Regions from separate parts of the Homo sapiens genome. Here region 1 is linked to region 2. A link is a contact called in ENCODE Hi-C or POLR2A ChIA-PET data. All regions are on one chromosome and are shown on one strand. The core of a region is the stretch at or near the end of the contact, and the rest is flanking DNA. Distances in the headings are between cores, read along the strand shown. Region 1 overlaps CAPZB (capping actin protein of muscle Z-line subunit beta). Region 2 holds the start of EMC1-AS1 (EMC1 antisense RNA 1).

Region 1 (5,104 bases), core at 1,831-4,330, 180 kb before region 2:
GTGCTGGGATTACAGGCGTGAGCCACTGTGCCCAGCCATCGCTTGCGTTTTAATGTTGCCAAAATTGGGAAATTGCTTCTTACACTTAATGTGTACACTTAGCGATGTTATAATTACTGGTGCATCTTACAACTTACAGCCTTCACAGGAAGAAAGCAGGCTGTGCTTGCACTTAAAGAATATGGCCCTTGGCCAGGCGCGGTGGCTCATGCCTGTAATCCCAGCACTTTGAGAGGGCAAGGAGGACGGATCACCTGAGACCAACCTGGCCAACATGGTGAAACCCCATCTCTATAAACATATAAAAATTAGCTGGGCATGGTGGTGCACACTTATAATCCCAGCTACTCATGAGGCTGAGGCAGGAGAATCACTTGAACCTGGGAGGCAGAGGTTGCAGTGAGCCGAGATCGCGCCACTGCACTCCAGCCTGGGCAACAGAGCGAGACTTCGTCTCAAAAACAAAACAAAACAAAAAAATATGGCCCTCAGCGCCAAGTGACTTCTTAAAGAGGAGAGAGGCTGGACCTGGAAGTGTCCTCTTGTGTGTGGCCCTGGCAGGCGGGGGGCCAGTTTCTCACTAGGCTCTGCTGGGCAGTAGGCACTGAGCCCCTGCCCACACGCCAGGAGTCCCCGAGGCCCAGAGTGGAAAGGTCACATGTCGGATCTGCTGTGGGCTGTGGGCTGTGGTGAGGGGCAGGAGAGCCCAGCCCTGCAGCCCTTCCCAGGCGACCCCAGGCACCTTGGGTCTGCCGTGACCGGGCACTTGGGGGAAAAAGCTTTGGTCCTCACAGTCCCATAATTCCCCCAATTCTATTCTTTTTTCCTCCCCTGTCCCCTGAGCCTGACTGGGGATGGGGGCAGCTCGCCTTGTTGACCCGGTGGGGCCTGGTCTTTGGAAGAGCTGGGTCAGTCTCAAATTGAGATTCTCATTCCTCTCCACCTCGTGTTGGCTGGGACAGCCGGGGCCAGCAGCTTCCCCGTGCCTGGGTTTTCTCATCCACAGGTTGGGGGGTGCCCTCAATCCTGCCTCCGAATAGGTGCGCCATACCCTAGCTCACGTGGCTATTATCCTAAGGAGATATGTTTTGATGCTTCCTGGGGTGAGCGGGAGCCCCTGGGGTCCCCCTCTGGTTACTCAGGGGTACCACTTGCCTGAGTCTCTGGGAGCACAGCTGCTTCCCGTCCAAAAACAAGCTTGGCCACCCGGGTGTGACTTTCAGGCCCGGCGCGAAGCTGCCGCCTGTGCAGGTGCCTTCTCATTGCAGAGGTGGCCATGCTCAGAGAGCCATTAGGCAAAATGGGTCGGAAGCTCCAGCCTCGGCTACATGAAGCTGTGCTTCCGTGGCTCAGTGTTCCTAATGACAAACTGGGGTCCCTGTAACGAAGCTGCCCTTGGGGAGTTGGGGAGCAGGCTTGTGTTTTCTCTACACTAAGTAGTGGTGGTGGGGTGGGGATTCCTGCATCTCTCATAGGCTGGTGGAGGCCATGTGTCCATCTGGACAGACCGGTGAAGGGAGCCCCACTGAAGGGATCCTGACCTGGAGGCCATCTCCCTAGGCGAGGACAGCCAGCTTGCAGGCCCTCACTGGGAGGCCTTTCCCAGCATGTGCTCTTGTACCTTTTTGAATTCTGACCTATGTGAATGTATTACCTATTATACATAAGTAAACACTTTTTTTCTTGAGTCAGGTTCTTACTCTGTCACCCAGGCTGGAGTACTGTGGTGCAAACACGGCTCACTGCAGCCTCGACTTCCCGGGTTCAAACAATCCTCCCACCCTAGCCTCCTGAGTAGCTGGGACTACAGGAACATGCCACCATGCCTGGCTATTTTTATTATTATTATTTTAGTAGGGACGGAGTCTTGCCCTGTTGCCCAGGCTGGTCTCGAACTCTTGATCTCAAGCGAGCCACCGCAGCTGGCCTTTTTTTTTTTTTTTTTTTAATTCTTAAGAAAAGCAGTGTGCCAGGGCCTGCCCTCACACTTGGAGTGACCCAGGAGGTGCTGCGTGCTGCCTCACTGGGTCTCACTCCAGCCGCGCTTTGCTCCTCTCTGTTCTTGCACTTGCCTCAGTGGCCTCTGCAGCAGAGCCTCATGCCAGCTCTTCCCTCTTCTTGGGATGCCCCTGTTATTTTTCCCTGCAGTCTTGGAGGGCCGGCTCCTTGGTCATTATTCACATGTCATCTCTGTGCCACCTCCTAGACTGCTGACTTGCCCCCACAGCAACCCCCTTCTGTCGTCTCCTGCAGGTTCGCTTCCTGCCTCTTTTTTTTTTTTTTTTTTTACCTTGAGACAGAGTCTCTCTGTGTCGCACAGGCTACAGTGCAGTGACACAGTCTTGGCTCACGGCAACCTCTATCTCCCAGATTCAAGTGATTCTCCTGCTTCGGCCTCCTGAGTAGCTGGGATTATAGGCATGCACCACCACACCTGGCTAATTTTTGTATATTTTTAGTAGAGATGGGGTTTTGCCACATTGGCCAGGCTGGTCTTGAACTCCTGAACTCAAGTGATCCACCCTCCTCAGCCTCCCAAAGTGCTGGTTACAGGCGTGAGCCACCATGCCTGGCCTACCCTTGCCTCTTGGAGATGCCTCTGTGGCTGGACTTTGCTGTCAGAGCAGGGCCGCCCATGTCCATCTCTTCCCGTGCTGAGCCCTTGCACCTGACACGGGCCTGGAGCGGGCATTCGGGGTTTATGGAACAGTGTGAATTTCTCCTTGACATGGATGTTGTAACCCCCAGTTCCAGAGACTTAGGAAGGTTACACTCAGCCAGCAAGTGACTGACCGAGGATTTGAACCTGTTCGGTTTCGAGGTTGGTGTTTTTACAGAATGCCACACTGTATATTTTGTTTCTGACACGAGTGTATGTGCCACTTGAAATGCTCTTTTATCTTTTTAAGAAAGTTTTGGGCCTTCTGGAAAAATAAAAGGAACAAATTGTCACAGAGCCCTCTGCTGGACGTCGGCAGCTGCAGCATTCTGGCGTGGCAGTTTCCTCTGAGTGCACCCAAGTACGCAGAATCTGTTTTTGATTCCTATCTTGCTGGTGGTGGGCTCTCGGCCAACAGGCAGATCAAAAGATGGAATGTGTTCATTTGGCCATTTTTTAAAAAACCGAGGTACAAGGGTGCACTTCTTAAAGACAAGGGCGCCGTGGGTTAGACTCCGTGGGTCTGAGCTGCTCTGGCTTTTGTGCTTTTTTTAAGGGTTCATCTCAAGTTTCTTTTTCTGGTTGAACAATTTTTTTCAACATTAATAACTAATGGAGAAGAGGAAGAGGCAAAGTAGAACCATATGGCGGCACAAACACGAACCTCACTTGTGGCCGGAAACTTCTGATTTGTATCTCTTCGTGTGATCAGCTGTTGGGTTGGATGATTTAAGAAAAAAAAAAAGTGTTCAGTTTGGGAAAAGCAGTTTCTTTTTGAACCTAGCTGTGCTGTATATAACTGCATGTCCTTCCTCAGACATTGGCCCGTAGCTGCGTGGCTCCGGTCAAGTTATTTCTCTAAGGCCCTGTTTCCCCTTCTTTAAAACAAGGACTGGAGTGCGTGTCTGTGTGAAGAGCCATTGTCAGGATCATAGGGAAGGGCAGGGAGAGCTGCTAGCATAGTGCCTGCCACGCAGGGCAGGGCTATTACGATCACCTGGTCCTTCCACGGATTATTATTCAGGTGTCACCTGAGGCCGTTGCCAATGGCATCCTAGTCTCTCCCTTACCTTCTACCTTCTGGGGTTTTTTCTTTTCCCTGCCCTAGTTCACTTTACCCACTCCCCACCCGTCTTTCCAGTGGCCTCCTGGGTACCACCGAGCCCGGCAAAAGTATCGGTGGTGAAGGACTTGTGGCTCCTGCTCCCTGGGGTGGGCACACTCCTGTGGCAGCAGAGGAACTGGTGGAGCCCTGAACTCCCACCAGAAAGACGGCAGGCACTGTCCTGACCAGTGTAGTGTTTATTATTCCAAGTCACTGGGAATTATGTTTAAATCCCCCCAACAGCCTGGATTGGTCTGACACCTTTGGTGTTATCTGAACCTTCCCTCCAAGGCCGTTAGGCAGTTCAGATGGGTGGTTTAGACAGAAACCATCCGGCTGCCGCGTGTCAGCACCGCTCCTCCTCCTCAGAGGCCCTCCCTGGCTTTGGAGGCGACAGAGCCAGTGCCACATGCACCCCAAAGTGAACTCTCGGCTTTGTTTGGACCTGTCGTTTCATTTAAATCACTGTACAAACCCATGGTCTGTGACACTTAATGTGATTTCTTCCACTGCTCTAAGCACTCGACATGAGTAGGGGGCGGGGGCCGGGGTTCAGATGAGTGTAGGGACTGGTTAGATTACAGAGATACACTGCCTTCATTCTGGTTCTGTAATATGGCCTCAGACCACAGGATTAATATCCACTTACATGGAATCAGCATGCATTGACTGATCCCTGCTGCAGCGGGCGTGATGCTGCGCTGAGGCTGGAGGGCCTGTCTTGGCCTCTGTAGGTGTGGAGTCAATTCACAATGAAAAATGCTAAGTGGTGAGGAAGGAGTAAGGTGAAAGTCATTGGCAGTATTAGAACAGCCATCCCCAAAGCATTTAGGATTCAGTTGATATTAGTGTTACTGCAGGAATTCTGAAGAATTTGACATCTTGATAAAGAAGTTGGAGTTTGGGCCAGGCCCTGAAGGATCAGTAAGATTTAAGAGAGCAGTGGGGATTGGCTGTCAGATTTAGCAAATAAAAATACATGGCCTGGCCAGGCGCAGTGGCTCACACCTGTAATCCTAGCACTTTGGGTGGCCGAGGTGGGTGGATCATGAGGTTAGGAGATAGAGACCATCCTGGCTAACGTGGTGAAACCCCATCTTTACTAAAAATAGAAAAATTAGCTGGGCGTGGTGGCACACACCTGTAATCCCAGCTACTCGGGAGGCTGAGGCAGGAGAATGGCATGAACCTGGGAGGCGGAGCTTGCAGTGAGCCGAGATCGCGCCACTGCACTCCAGCCTGGGTGACAGAGCTGGACTCCATCTCATTGAGAAAAAAAAAACACACGACCCATGTAACCTTTAGGAAGTAGTCATACTAAAATGTTATTCATTGTGTAT
Region 2 (5,427 bases), core at 1,340-3,839:
TATCATGGGAAAAATAATACTTGTGGGTTACAAATAATGTCTCATAATTCTAAATTGAATTAGGCTTCTAATCTAATTCCTTATATTCTTGGTAATTTGAAAACTAAGTCTGTTGTGAATTACCAAAAAGGAGCTGCTCTCCATTTGAAGTTTTCAGTATTGCAGTAGGAGTTTCAACAAAATATGCACTGATTACTTGTTCTTGTAACTTTGTAAAAGCTTGAGAACAGATTGACCTCTGTTGGCTCCTACGGGGTAACAGCTAAGGTTTATTCATTTACTTGTTTCTAGAAACACTGTATCTATTAGGATTTATTCCAAGCAACTCTGTATTAGATGGCTTAAAAGAAAAAAGAGATGTGCTATCTACCACTTTTGAAGCTCTGTAGTGAGGCACACTGACCTCATTTGTTTTTAGATTGCTGTACAATTTACAACCACCAAAGTGTGCAAATCATAAGTACAAATCATGGCTTAGTGACTACTGTGTGTGTATATCCATGTAAGCATAACTGTGTCAAGGTATAGAACTTTTCCAGCTCCCAGCAGGCCTCCTCATCACTACCTCTACACAAATCTTTAAACCATACCATTCATCAATGTCTGCCATTTTTACTTCATTGAATTCCCTGTAACATGACTGTATCATGTCTTTTATCATTTTAAATTTCAGTTCCTTGGCAGACACTTGGGATTAGAATGGAACAAGTATTTTAAGTCCTTCAGTTAATTCATAAAAGTTATTTATTGTTTTTTAGTTTCTATCTTATTTCCTGGACCAGAATATTAGAAGCTTGTGTTTCATCTAGAAGTCTTTTATTAGTCTCTTTTGTCATCTAAATTTATAACATAGATGCCATTCCAAATCTTTGTGGCAACACAAGACCAAACCTCCAGTACTGAAATAAATGTGGCATTTATAAAGGAAGTTCTTTATCTGGAGTGCTCTCTCCCAATCTATTAACCAGAAATATAAAGTATATAATAAATAATTTAGGTAAAGGTGAAAATCTCCCTGTGATAGTTTGCATTTGCCTTTTATTCTCCTGGAGAGGGAAGGGAGGACAGCAGATACATTTGATCTTTTATTTCCTGAAATTTCTCCAAGACAGCTTTTGCAGATTAATTTTGTCCTCTGGTTAAAATAAAATTCATGTCCCAAAGCCATTATAAAATTCTGGGTCTCCAGCCTTTCCTTAGGGCTCTGGTTCAGTATCTTGAAATACTGCAATATTTATAGTGTTATGGAAAGTTCTTTTTCATTTCTGATGTTTTTATGTTTAAGAAACTTGCTGTTATTATTATCCTCTGGTAAGTAGGCACTGAAGGAAAATCCCTACTGCTGTCATCAAAGCCACATTTTCCTCCAAGACCGGCTTTGACTTGACTGAATTTTATTTCGAATGTAAAGATGCAGGCTGGGCGCAGTGGGTCAAGCCTGTAATCCCAGCACTTTGGGAGTCCAAGGTGGGAGGAACCTAGGACTTCGAAAACAGCTTGGGCTACGTAGGGAGACCTGTCTCTTAAAAACAAACAAAAAAAATTAAGAGTGGTGGCCTGCACCTGTATAGTCTCAGCTACTGGGGAGGCTGAGGCTGGAAGATCACTTGAGCCAGGGAGGTGGAGGCTGCAGCCAGCTGCAACTCTGCCACTGCACTCCAGCCTGGGCTATTGGGCGACAGAGCAAGATCCTGTCTCAAAAAAGGTAAAGTAGGTCATATCTTAATAAAAGTGCAGATTAATCACTAGGTACCAATTCATTTATCAGTGTTACACACCAAGAACAAAAGCTCTTCCTAAACTTAGGGGGAGAATTTCAGGGCTTTAGGAATTTGAAACCGTCTTCACAGTTCCTTCCCAGTCTTATTTAGGCCAGCTGTAGGCCACAGGCTAGAGCTTGAAGCCGTCCACCAATATCTCACTCACAGGACTGTCCTTAATGCACGAATACCTTTCCTCGAGCAAACTGCTTTTCCCTCTTAGACCTTGTAGCCAGATCATTTTACCGGCAAAAGTCTCAGACATCTCCTGTGAATAAAAGCTTACATTCTTTCCTTGCCAGTAGAAAAAAGGGGAACACGTAAGCATACGTGGCAAATTGCAAAGAGGGATGCATTGTACGAGCTGGTCAGATTGTTAATGAGGGCAATCCAAACAGAAGAGATTTGAGTGCTAAGGGAATACGGATCAGTGATTAAAAGGTGTTGTGAGAGGGAGAAATCTTTGTAAACTATGGCGCTCTTTAGTATTACTATTGGGGGGATCTAGGCAGGGGAAGAAGCAGGTGAAAGCGTTTTAGGCTTCGGCCTCCTCTTGTCGTCCTTAGCTGTCCCAGGCCAGGGCCATTCTATACGCCGAGGCGTAGTCAACTCTGCTGCCCTAGACTTGCCCACTGAACCCATGCCCCAGACTCACCTTTACCCGCTGCCCGGAAGCCAAGTCGCTACCACCTGCTTGAGCAACTCCCACCGCGCAGGCTCAGAAGTTAACGCTCTCCCGCCTTTCCCCGCTGCGCTACCTTCTGAGCAGGCGCAGCGTCTCCGATCCGTTCCCTCGCCGCGGCTCGACCCCGGTGAGAGCAAAGGCCGCTCCGCGCGTCGCGTTTTTGACCCATGACGGCGGCGCGCAGTCTGACGCGACAGATTGCGTCACTTCCGCCCCCTCCTGGGAGGCGGCGCTGGGCCGGTGGCAAGCCCCCGGAGGGAGCCGCAGTAGTACGACGGAAGATGGCGACGAGCGGCGGCGAAGAGGCGGCGGCAGCGGCTCCGGCGCCGGGGACCCCGGCAACGGGGGCGGACACGACCCCGGGCTGGGAGGTGGCTGTGCGGCCCCTGCTGTCCGCGTCCTACTCCGCCTTCGAGATGAAGGAGTTGCCGCAGCTGGTGGCCTCAGTCATCGAGAGGTACCGGGCGGCGGCTCTGGCGGGCGACGCTGTTGTGGGGGGAGGGGATTTCGAGCCGGATCGTCTGGACCCGCTTTCCGGGCCGCCCCCTGCCCCCTTGAGGATCCCCGCCACAGCCACGGCTTCGGGGTCCCGGGCCCGGGGAGACTGGCTTGCCTGGGTTTCCCTCCGCCAACGCATGTAAATCACCTCTACCTCAGTTTCCCCTCTCGAGCAAAACTTTAGCGGCCTCCCTGCGGGAGGGCGTGGCCGGACATGGTTGAGAGTGAGATGCATTCGCCCTCTTAAGGGAATGTTCACGGGGCTGCCCCTTGGGTCAAGTCACAGATGAGTTTGCATTTCTCGCCCGCACTCATCCTCCTAGCCTGGGCCGGAGCGGAGCCGTACGGTATAATTTAATAACGGTCTCCCCGCGGTGCTGTAATCAGTGGGGGCACGTGCTATTTCTGTGACTGAAGCCACTAGCTACATTGATGACCTCTTTTTACGTTGCACTCCTTGTGCATTCCTACTGTATCGGTCTTTGATTAAAAACATTTCAGTGTGTGTCTGAGAGATCATTTTCCCAGAGGATGTGTGGTGTGTGTGTTCTCTTGCTGCCTCCCATCCCCCTCGCATTAAAATATCATCACATTCTTTTACAAACGGTACTATCTGTTGGTTTCCTTTTGTGTGTTTTTGTCTTTTTGCACAGCGATTCTTAGCTAGTGACAGTTATGTAGGTACAAAGATGGTGATCTCAGAGTGCCTGCCTTTTCCTGACATACTGTGCTCAGAGCAGTCTTTCATTAGTTTAATGGTAGACTTTTGCTTTTAAAGCCAGACTGACTTTCATTTTTCTAGCCATACCTCATTTCAGCAACTCCCTGCAATTGTTAACTGGGTCATTTTAGCTTCACGATGACAAGGGTATATCTAGCTGCTATCCAGAGGTTAAAAATTGCTATTTGTTACTCAAAGGAGGCCCACGGTTTGACAAATTGTTTTTGTGCTTTTTCTTGTTGTAGACTTGTAATCCTTTGGATGCAGAGTTTTTAACAAATTATAATAAAATAATGGTTGAGTTTGGTAACTTCACAGTCAGCTTTACAGACGGATTTTGCTATCTAATCATCAGGCCAGGAATGTTCTGAAGATGTAAACAGGTTTCAAATATACTACTTTCAAATTACGTGGCTGCTTTTTGTTTTAAACATTTGGATTGGCAGTATTTTTCCTGACTCATACTCATGTTACGTAGAATCAGTAACGTTCCAGTCTTTTTAGAGCATTTGCTTTTATGTTTTTCTGGACATGAGCTGGATAGGTTATAAAATATTAATAATTTGTTGACACCCTTCCATAAATCCTGTATTCTGGGGCCACCTTTAAAGCTGTAATACTTAAGGAACACCCTCCAACCAAATACATCACTAGGTTTGAATTTTGCCATGTATGTGGTAGTGGTCTTTGCCATACCCTCTGTTTGTACAAATAATCAAGAGTTGTATTTGTAGACATTAATAAGATCTCTCTTTATGGCTTAGAAAATAAGTCCAAACTGATGGGTCTTTGGTAACGCATTTATTGGAAGGCAAGATCTCTTTTTTTTTTTTTTTTTTTTTTTGAGATGGATTCTTGCTCTGTCACCCAGGCTGGAATGCAGTGGCGCCATCTCAGCTCACTGCAAGCTCCACCTCCCAGGTTCACACCATTCTCCTGCCTCAGCCTCCCAAGTAGCTGGGACTACAGGTGCCTGCCACCACGCCCAGCTAACTTTTTGTATTTTAAGTAGAGATGAGGTTTCACCATGTTAGCCAGAATGGTCTCCATATCCTGACCTTGTGATCCACCCGCCTTGGCCTCCCAAAGTGCTGGAATTACAGGCATGAGCTACCGTGCCCAGCCGGAAGGCAAGATCTTTTAAGTCTTCTGGTTTTTGGAGCTCAGTTAGCTTTGAAAGCCTATGTGTCCTCTGCAGGCTGTGTGAGAGGAGTATGATCTAAAGAAAAATTTCCAGAAGAAATACCTGGCTTACAAGTTCTTTACAGTGAGAACAGCTAAACGTATCAAGTGTTCAGTTTGTTATAAAGCAGGCGTTGGCAAACGTCCTGTAAATGGCCAGATAGTAGATAATTTTGGGACATGTGGTCTCTGTCTGGACTGTTTAACTCTGCCATCATTGTGTGAAAGCAGCCACACACCATATATAAATGAATGGGCATGGCTGTGTTTAAAATTATATCTATGGGCACTGAAATTTGAATTTCATGTAATATTTACATGTCACAAACTATTCTTTTGATTTTTTTTTTTTCAACCACTCTTAGCCATACAAAAACAGGTGACTTCCTGGATTTGGCCTGCAGGCCATAGTTTGCCAACCCCTAGCTTGGAGCACACAAATTATACCCTGCTATCATTATTCTGGTTTTCAAAAGTTTTATTTATTTATTTATTTTTTGGAGACAGAGTCTTGCTGTGTCACCCAGGCTGGAGTGCAGTGGCACGATTTTACCTCACTGCAACCTACGCCTCCCAGGTTC

The links. A loop is a pair of places that touch in the nucleus more often than their neighbours do. ChIA-PET counts read pairs that join two places held with the same protein, here RNA polymerase II (POLR2A). Pooled maps may share reads with other maps.
Region 1: a pooled map shows a loop between it and region 2 (20-fold over the local background). The contact joins the enhancer-like site here to the promoter of EMC1-AS1 in region 2. A Hi-C loop is called at or near these places in 9 of 50 pooled maps. POLR2A ChIA-PET finds 5 or more read pairs at or near these places in 3 of 52 experiments (A673, CD8-positive, alpha-beta memory T cell and activated CD4-positive, alpha-beta memory T cell).

What each region holds. Positions count from the first base shown.
Region 1 is chr1:19,389,372-19,394,475 of GRCh38, reverse strand. The region is part of intron 2 of CAPZB (capping actin protein of muscle Z-line subunit beta); the gene reads left to right. Among named protein-coding and RNA genes, the nearest start is that of SLC66A1, 80 kb to the right of the region's middle. RefSeq lists enhancers at 1,302-1,441, 2,974-3,023. Within about 2 kb of position 3,080, at least 33 of the 41 ENCODE cell types and tissues checked have a DNase peak (open chromatin) inside an H3K27ac peak, as active enhancers do; they include A673, where a contact is called at or near this core.
Region 2 is chr1:19,207,548-19,212,974 of GRCh38, reverse strand. EMC1-AS1 (EMC1 antisense RNA 1) reads right to left here and starts at 2,589. Exons shown (of 2, transcript NR_135114.1): 1 at 2,416-2,589. It overlaps UBR4 (ubiquitin protein ligase E3 component n-recognin 4), which reads left to right and starts at 2,709. Exons shown (of 106, transcript NM_020765.3): 1 at 2,709-2,902. The coding sequence starts at 2,727. RefSeq lists silencers at 1,625-1,694, 2,720-3,039 and enhancers at 2,320-2,369, 2,620-2,669.